3 separate regions of the Homo sapiens genome follow, and all the other regions are linked to region 3. A link is a contact called in ENCODE Hi-C or POLR2A ChIA-PET data. All regions are on one chromosome and are shown on one strand. The core of a region is the stretch at or near the end of the contact, and the rest is flanking DNA. Distances in the headings are between cores, read along the strand shown. Region 1 holds the start of RPRD1A (regulation of nuclear pre-mRNA domain containing 1A). Region 2 overlaps FHOD3 (formin homology 2 domain containing 3). Region 3 holds the start of FHOD3 (formin homology 2 domain containing 3).

The links. A loop is a pair of places that touch in the nucleus more often than their neighbours do. ChIA-PET counts read pairs that join two places held with the same protein, here RNA polymerase II (POLR2A). Pooled maps may share reads with other maps.
Region 1: a loop to region 3 is called in a pooled map, with 2.8 times the contacts of the local background. The contact joins the promoter of RPRD1A here to the promoter of FHOD3 in region 3. A Hi-C loop is called at or near these places in 7 of 50 pooled maps. POLR2A ChIA-PET finds 5 or more read pairs at or near these places in 3 of 52 experiments (HEK293, WTC11 and activated B cell).
Region 2: a loop to region 3 is called in a map of posterior cingulate gyrus, with 9 times the contacts of the local background. The contact joins the enhancer-like site here to the promoter of FHOD3 in region 3. A Hi-C loop is called at or near these places in 3 of 168 maps with a recorded cell type or tissue (gastrocnemius medialis, heart left ventricle and posterior cingulate gyrus) and 2 of 50 pooled maps. POLR2A ChIA-PET finds 5 or more read pairs at or near these places in 2 of 52 experiments (H1 and HEK293T).

The regions. Positions count from the first base shown.
Region 1 is chr18:36,066,176-36,068,929 of GRCh38, reverse strand. RPRD1A (regulation of nuclear pre-mRNA domain containing 1A) reads left to right here and starts at 1,371. Exons shown (of 7, transcript NM_018170.5): 1 at 1,371-1,676. The coding sequence starts at 1,526. RefSeq lists enhancers at 1,192-1,421, 1,133-1,648, 1,532-1,671.
Region 2 is chr18:36,481,731-36,484,688 of GRCh38, reverse strand. The region is part of intron 3 of FHOD3 (formin homology 2 domain containing 3); the gene reads right to left. Among named protein-coding and RNA genes, the nearest start is that of FHOD3, 190 kb to the right of the region's middle. Within about 2 kb of position 1,648, at least 3 of the 41 ENCODE cell types and tissues checked have a DNase peak (open chromatin) inside an H3K27ac peak, as active enhancers do; they include gastrocnemius medialis, where a contact is called at or near this core.
Region 3 is chr18:36,296,264-36,299,144 of GRCh38, reverse strand. It overlaps FHOD3 (formin homology 2 domain containing 3), which reads right to left and starts at 1,432. Exons shown (of 29, transcript NM_001281740.3): 1 at 1,145-1,432. The coding sequence starts at 1,309. RefSeq lists silencers at 1,190-1,259, 1,380-1,669 and an enhancer at 1,609-2,586.

The DNA of each region.
Region 1 (2,754 bases), core at 122-2,621, 230 kb after region 3:
CCCGGTCTCAAAAAAAATTTTAGAATATGATGGTGTATGCATTAGATTAACAATGAGATTTCTGTAATTAATTTTTAACTATATAAGTAATATATTCACGTATTCTTTTTGTAAAAATGAAAACAATATGGACACAATTTAAGGGCTCCAATTCTGATCCTCTCCCTGAGACCAGTATTCATGTGGTGTGTATTCCTCCAAACCTTTGCCATGAGTTTACGTACTTGTGAACCCATATGAACTACATACCTTTAAACAAGAAGTGGTATACTATACTTTTGCTTCTGTAATTAAAAAAAAATCCAGCTGGGCATGGTGGCTCACACCTGTAATCCCAGCATTTTGGGAGGCCAAGGTGGGAGGAATGCTTGAGCCCAGGAATTCGAGGTTGCAGTAAGCTGTGATCATGGCACTGAACTCCAGTCTGGGTGAGAGTGAGGCCCTCTCTCAAAAAGAACCTCATAAAAACCCACTCAAACCCTTCCAAATCCACCATATCTTGGATTAATCCATATTTTAAACTGCTGCATGTATTATGGAATATAGACGTATCTGTGTAGACTGCAACAGTGAATGTTCCAATTTTTCACTGTTACTGTGTTGGACTGAACACCTAGAATAAGCTTCCTGGTGCAAACATGCTGGTGTTTTTTCCAGCACTGACAGCAATTAGTGAAATTGCTAGGAAAGAGTATTCTTATAATTTTTAAATTTTTATTCATTTTTCATTTTTGTGGGTACATAGTAGGTGTATATATTTATGGAGTACATAAGATATTTTGGTACAGGCATGGCAATGCCTAATAATCGCATTATGCAAAGTTGGGTATCCATCCCTTTAAGCATTTATCCTTTGTGTTACAAACAATCCAATTATCCTTTTAGTTATTTTAAAATGTACAATTAAATTATTACTGACTCTAGTCCCCTGTCATGCTATCAAATACTAGGTCCTATTTATATTTAGTCCTTCTATTAGTCCTTCTATTTAGCCCTCCCCCACTACCCTTCCCAGCCTCTGGTCACCATCCTATACTCTATTTAGGAAGGTGTATTTTTAACCGTAATTGGTCATGCAAATAGTCTTTAAAGTGCCTGCCCCAATTTATACCAGTTTACATGCCTATGTAGAGATCTGTAATCACTGCTTCTTTGACAGAGTTTCCATTAAGGAGGGTTCAGGCCTGGCAAACTCCCACCATGCCTCTGAGAGTAACCCAGGCATCACGCCCCTGTCCGCCTCCCCTGCACTTGTTTCGACTCCGCCCCTTCCGCCTGGCGGTTCCACTTCTCGGCCGCGCGTTTTCCCAGGGCTTGCAGCGGGAGGGGCGGGGCGTGGGTCCCTGTGACGTCACTGCCGGCCGGACGCCATCTTGCTGGTTTGCGGCCGGTCTTGGATGAAGCGGCGGCCGTGGTGAGAGCGTGGGGAAGGGTGGGGTGAGGGGGCGAGGCCGCAGCTAGGGCGGCGAAACTCTCCTCCCCTCGGCCCCACCGCGTGGGACGGCGTGAACGTGGTGTCGGAGGGATGTCAGCCTTCTCTGAGGCGGCGCTGGAGAAGAAGCTGTCGGAGTTGAGCAACTCGCAGCAGAGCGTGCAGACCTTGTCCCTGTGGCTCATTCACCACCGTAAACACTCGCGTCCCATCGTCACCGTGTGGGAGCGGGAGCTGCGGAAAGGTGAGTCAACCGCTTATGTCGGCCGCTTCCCACCACCCGGCCGGCCTCCAGGCGCCCCCGGGAACCCCGTTTCTCCAGCGCCCCCGGCTTCCCGGCGTCGGGATGCCAGCGCGCGGTGGTCTGCGGGCTTGGAGGAGCTGCGTGCACCACGCTTCTGCAAAGTCTGGGCTTAGATATTTATTGAATAAAGGAATGAATAATTAAAAAAGAAAACTCCGGTTAGCTTAACACGGAAACAGTAGCAGGGGGTTGGGACTCCACACCCAATTAGGGCCAGAAATTCAGGTGGTCAGGTATTTTTTTCATTCTGTGAATGATAATGGAGGATAAGGGAGGGAGAAGGTAGGGGAGTGGAAAGAAAAAGATTGGTGTGGGTTTGGGAGTTACTTCCGTCATTTCTGTAACGCAGCAACTTATTCTTGTGAAATTAATAGAGGAATAGTTTTAGAAGTCTAATATAAGAAGATGGGTAATGCAGTGGAAAAGACTCTGAATTTGTAGATTTTAGAGGGTCTCAATTGGGCAAGTTTCTTATAACTTCTGCGTTGCAGATGCCTTACCTGAAAAGGAGAGATTTAGAGTAAGTCACCTAAAGTCCTTTCCTATTCTATGATTATATGCCCTAATGCAGTGTCTTTGTTTTGCAAAACATTTGATAGTGTTCCTGTAAATGAAGTAAACTTTTTTGAGATGTCTGTCACTAAAATATTCAGAATCAGTTCATGTATGCAGAGCAACTTTGTAAAAAATTATCCTAGTGCGACTGAAAATAAAAAATTTCATTTGCTTAGTCTGAGCTTGTACTTTAATTCTTAATTCATTGGGTAGAGTGGACACTCTTCATTATTGTTGCAAACATCCTGATGGATATGATGGTTTTTTATCAAGTGTTAAAGGTTTTAACCGTTATTAATCAAAATAGACGCTTGCTTACTGAACCTTGTGAAAGCTATATGATGTATGTACGTAACAGCCAAAATGTGAGCCAAAATGTTGGCTGTATATAATGGAGACAATCTGTCCTTGTATATTGTTTGTGGTTATGAAAACGTCACCCATCCTTGAGAAGAAATTGATT
Region 2 (2,958 bases), core at 399-2,898, 190 kb before region 3:
TTATACCATACTTAGAGGCTCCCTCAAACATCGACTGCAGAGAAAGGTGCCATTAGGACTAAACCAAGCACCCAAACTGTTGCTTTGCAAGGAAGCAGAGTTTTGTTTTTTCCTAGTCTGAAAATTATGAGGAGGCCTGTTTTTATATTCTCATTGAGACTTAAGGCTACTAGATTTTTAGTATTATTTCACCAGTTAATACCATATTTAGAGAATATTTAAGCAAAGTCAGCCTAAGTCAGAGAAGCACCTTTAGCATCTCCATGAACCAAAAAGGAATTTCAAGAGCAGCTCCTCCCTGGCCAGTCTGGTATGTGGCATGGGAGAGACATAGGAGTCCACGCACATCCTACCTTCAATTGCAAAGCAGGTCATCGGAGGTTCAGGCTACACATTTTCTGAGACATATATTAAAAGAACTAGACAATTGAACAGAAAAAGATGTCAAGAAGTCAACAAAAGGGAAGCAACAAGTGGCACAGGTTGCCTATATGAAGGAGCCCTCACAGCTAAGAATTATCCACAGCTGGGACTGTCACATAGGATTTTTAAATAGTCTAGCAGAAATACAATAGTTGATGTATGTGATATCTTTAATCGTCTCACACTTGAATGTGCACAGCAATCACCTGGGGAACTTGACAAGAACAGATTTAGCTTCAGCAGATCTGGGGTAGGGCCTGGGATTCCGCATTTCTACCAGACTCACAGTTGGTGTCCCCACAGCTGGTGAATGGTCCTGGGAGGATGCTCAGAGAACCACTGACCTCGGGGCATGTAGTTAACACCTGCAGTGCTTGAAGAGGTGGCCAGTTTGAATGTGAAGGAGTCCATGCCAGGAGTGGCTATTACATGTGCTTCTAATCCTGCTATCGACATCTGCTCCAGAGGGCTCATTAACCAGCATCAGAGATGACAAAATGCTTCTCCGATGGCGAAATGTATGACATTCAAGATATGTCATTGGCCAGAAAGGTTGCAGAGGCACATACATCCACCCTTTAATGACAATCTCTGTACCAGTTCTTCATATGAAAAATGGGTTAATATAAAACCTACCCTGTTCATGTGAAAATACTTGGTAATGTGTTTTACTAGCATTAATTATGGTTTTGTTCACCTTGGAATAAAACATAAAGAGCCAGTGGAGTGCAGACTCCTCTGACATATACACGTTCTTCAATACTCAGTAGATGGATAAAGTAATAGACAGCAATACACAAAAAGATACTGGGCTAGCAAGAGTAAAGAGTGGGTGGGATCTTAGTACCACTTCTTCTCCTTTCCCTCCTTGGTTCCAGGACAGTGGTTGGCTGTGCTGAGTGGAGCATCTGGCTGAGCCCGACTGTGCCTGGGAGCTTTGCCGTCCATCTGTCAGTGCCAACCAACACTGCTCCTGCCTCTCCATCAGCCACACTTTTCTGCTGGCTTAGTCCTGGGCTCAGGACATACCATAAGACCTGGGTCACTTCCAGATTAAGTTACAAAGTAGAATCTTTGTGACTGGCCTTCAAACACCAGAGGTCAAACCATCTGGCAAAATTCCCCAAAATCCCAAATTCTTCCAATCCTCCCACTCACAAAGCAGTCTTCCTGGCTGCTCCAGAGCCAGGATGGGGAGCCTTGGAGCTGCATTTGAAGTGAAGTTCCATCTCTCTTCCCACTATTCTGAGCCCACACAGGCATGGGTCTGGCTGGCTCAGAAAAGATTTCATCATGGCCCTTGGCTATCATTTTTAACTGCAGTTGAGTCATGCATTGTAAACCTGGCAGGTAGTCTACAATGTTCTCGTTCTCTCTCTCTCTCTCTCTCTCTCTCTCTCTCTCTCTGTGTGTGTGTGAGTGTGTGTGTGTGTGTGTGTGTGTTTGTTCACCGGATGATCTCGGAATAGACTCAATTCCATTCAAGTCAAACAAACATTTATTGGACTCCATGAAGTGTGAAAGAAAGATAAAAGACTTGCTCTCAGGGAGTTTGCAAACTAGTGTGAAAGCAATTACACAAAGTATAAGACAGGACAAACCAAAAAGTCCTGGTGACTCTGCTTTGGAGACCCACAGCAGAGGAACCACGGGGTCTGCATCAGTTGCTCAGGGTAGAACCCTGTCGCCAGCCTTCTTGCCTCTCCCTACTATACTCCCAGTCTCATCTGGCAAGGAATCCCACATCCAACCCTTTCTTACTACTGCCCTGGTACACTTCTGGCCTAAGCAATCATGCCTTGCGGGGCGGGGGGGTCACGCAGTGGTCACCCTGCTTCTCCCCTTGTCCTCATATAACCCTGATCCTCCAGATCCTTCTGGGTGAGACTTCCCTGGCTATCTAAAATCTCAGACGTGCACCCAAATATACTCTTCTTTCAGAAGCACGTGTCTGTTTTTCTCTCATAGCACTTATCATTATCACACTATGTATTTTACTGATTTACCTTATGTGCTGTCTCCCCCACTGAAATGTAGGCTCCATAAAAACAGGGATTTGTGTCTGCTTTACACACTGCTGTATCCCCAAGACCTTAAACAGTGACTGACACATAATAGGTAGGGTGAATGAAAGAACCAGTACCCTCCCCCTCCTTCCCTCTTCCTCTTATCTTATGAATAGGGTATTTGAAGTCTGTTTCCACCACCTTCTTTTTTTTATAATTTGAGAGCTTGAAATAATTTTCAGGATCTTTAAGACATAAGGTGTCAGACATACATACCTTCTGCCTAATTCCTTAAAACTCTAACCCATAACAAGCTCCCTTTACATCACTGTTCGGAGTTGAGGAAACATGAATTAATTTGTTCTCACTTTCAACTAGATTAACAGCAGAAGTCACAGTTTCAGAAAGACTGCCTCTGATTCAATAGTGCAAAGACTTTTTTTTTTAAATGGGTAGGAGGCAAAGGAATGTCTTTTAAAATGTCAGCCATGAGAGAAAAATACCTTTGTCTTTGACAGTTTATACAAAA
Region 3 (2,881 bases), core at 183-2,682:
TGCTAAAGTCCACCAGTTTCCTCACACAACCAACCTCCTCCTCTACTTGCAAAGCAGGTCAACATCATACAGAAATCCGAGGTTTTTTTTTAAATCAATTTTGTTCTTTTGGGCATCAACGCTTATCTCTTCCAAATATGTGTTAATGTCGACCCTCAAGAAATAAATCATCTCCAAGCTTTGATATGAATCCTAGGCAGAAAAAATACTGGGAAGGTAATTTTGCAAGCTGCATTCAATCTGTCTAAGTGAGAGTAAGGGTTTTCCTAGGTAACGAAATGATTAGCTTTCAATACCCACCTCTTTGCAACAAATGCTTTGCAAGAGGCCTATCCTCCTGCAAAAGGTTTTATTTAAATAAAAATAACAAATAAAAAAAAAAAAACCTCTCTAACGGGTAGACTGAGCAGCCATTCTTCCCAGGGGACACTCATTTCGGGCTGCCAAGCTGAGGCTTTGTGAGCGCGCCGCCCCTCCGCGCCCCCGCCCCTCCTCCCACAGCGACTGCTCCTCCGAGGTTCCCAAGGCCACCTGCTTCTCAGAAGAAAAGGGGGATACCCTGAGCGCTATCGCAGTGTGCGGCCGGCGTCCCCGGCGGCGCCCCCGGGGGAAGGAGGAGGCGGTGTCGCCGGGAAGCGTGCTTTGTCGCGAGGGTCGCGTGGCCGCCCGCAGCGGCCCCAGAGGCCTGAGGGAGGTTTTGTCCCGGCCGTCGCTCAGAGCTCTCCTCTCCAAGGGACCTGAGTCTCGCGGCGCTCCGCTTCTTCCCGCGCCCCGCTTGGTGCCCGCCCGAGTGCCGAGGCCGACTGCCCGCGTCCTAGCCCCACCCCGCCCACCCGGCCGAGCTAACGGCGCGGCTCGGGGGAGCCTTCTCCATCCCGCCTCGGACCGGCTCGGCACCTGCTCTGCCACGCCCGCCCCCGGCTCTAGCTGTTCCTTCCCGCCCGCCCCGGAGGGTCCTGCGCCAACCAGCGGGTGCCTCGAGCCCTTCTGTCTAACGGGGAGGGGGATTTGCCCTCGAGCGATGGTCCCCCCGGGCCGCGCCCAGCCCAGCCCAGGGGGCCCACGAAGCCCCGGGACCCACCCCGGCGCGCACCGCGGCAGGGGGCTGAGTCCAGGGGGCCCAGCCCACCCCGCCGGGTCGTACCTTGTGCGGCGCCTGCAGCAGCCTATGGACCCCCGCCAGCTGGGTGCCGAGCGCGAGGTCCTCGCGGAACGTGAACAGCGGCGGCCGGCTGGGCTCGGGGAAGTTGGTGCTGTTGAAAGGGTCCGTGTCGTCCAAGAACTGCACCCGGCAAGCCAGCGTGGCCATGATGCATCCCTGCCGCGGGGGCGCGGGCCCCGGGGTTAGCGGGGCCGCGGGCCGGGACGCCCGGGTAGCTGCGCGCAGGGGAGGCCGCAGCCGCAGCTCGCTGGCTCGCGGACTCGCAGGCTCAGGCGCGCCGGGCTGCAGCCCGGGCTCCGGCCGCGGGGGGCGGGGCGGGGGCGGGGCCGGCGGGCCCCCTCCTTCCCCTCTCCCTCCGGCTCCTCCCCTCCTCCGGGTCCTCTACCCCCGGCCGGGCTGCCCCGAACGACCGGACCGCAGCCGGGAAAGTGCAAAGGAGACGGCTCGCGCGGCATCCGCAGCCCTGCGCCAAAGGCCGGCGGCGGAGGCGGGGCGGGGAGGCCGGGCGGCCGGACTCTGCTGCACGTGCGCCCCGCGGCCCAGGGCCGAGCTGCACCCCTCGGAGCCTGGAGGACCGAGTTGGGGAGTTGGGGGGTTGGGGGACGGGGAGACAGGCGGCCTTCTGACTTCTTCCCCACCCGGAGAAGGCTTAAGCCTTTCCAGATGAAGGCGGCGGCGGCCGGCTTCTGCTGCCCAGATTTGGAATACCCCGGCAGGGCACCAGGTGGCCAGGGAGCCGGCTTCGGCAGCAAGAGGGGTGGTGGCAGTGACCGGGAGCCCCACCTAAGGGTACGGGGAGGTTTCCCTTAGGGACAAAGAAGCTAAGAAAGAGGAGGGTGCGCCAGGGAACCCAGGCCGCTTTTAGGGCACAAGCCTAGAGTCGAGAGGCGTGGGGGCTGCGAGGCTTCGCTGCGGGACTCCAGCGCCGGGCCTGGACCCCGGGGCTCCCGGCGGATGCTGGTTAAACCTCTGCATCACCACGGCCTCTCCCCAGTTAGGCCGCCGAAAGCCCTAATTGGACCTTGTGGGGCCGCGGGGGCTTGGGGAGGTGGGAGCCCTTCTGGCAAGGTTCCCGAATTGCAGAGAGCCGGGGATGCCCTGGTAACCGAGGGACTGGGAAGGAAGGTTTGCGTCCTGCCCGCCCCTGCCAGGCGGGAGCGGCAAGACTCGGCGCTGCCTCCCACCGCTCTCCTCGCTGCTCACGGGCGACCCCCTTCGTTTTCAAGAAAAATTCACGGTTCTCCCTATTCCCAGGCCACAGCCAAGTTCCTGGTTCCTCCCCCCTTATATAGATCGCCCTCATAACACCCAGTCTCTCTTAACATCCGAGTGTTTTCAAGGCGACTCTATAACGCGTCTATCTCCCTTTCCTCTGGTTTCAAGGGAAAAGAAACCCTTATCCCTATTTAGCAGCCTCACCCACATCTTTAACCTCTCCCTCTCCGTGATCTCCCTCCCTGCCACACATACACACTTATGCCTGATCTTAAAATAATAATTCCACGACACTTCCGCTCCTTCCAGACGAACTTCTAGCTCTACTTTCTTTGTTATTTAACTCTTTGAATGAATCCTCTAGATTAGCCGTCCCCAATCTTTTTGGCACCAGGGACCGGTTTTGTGGAAGACGATTTTTCCACGGACAGTGGTGGGGTGGGGGTGGGGGGCGTTTGGGGGAGGAAGGGCAGATGGTTTCAGAATGAAACTGTTCCACCTCAG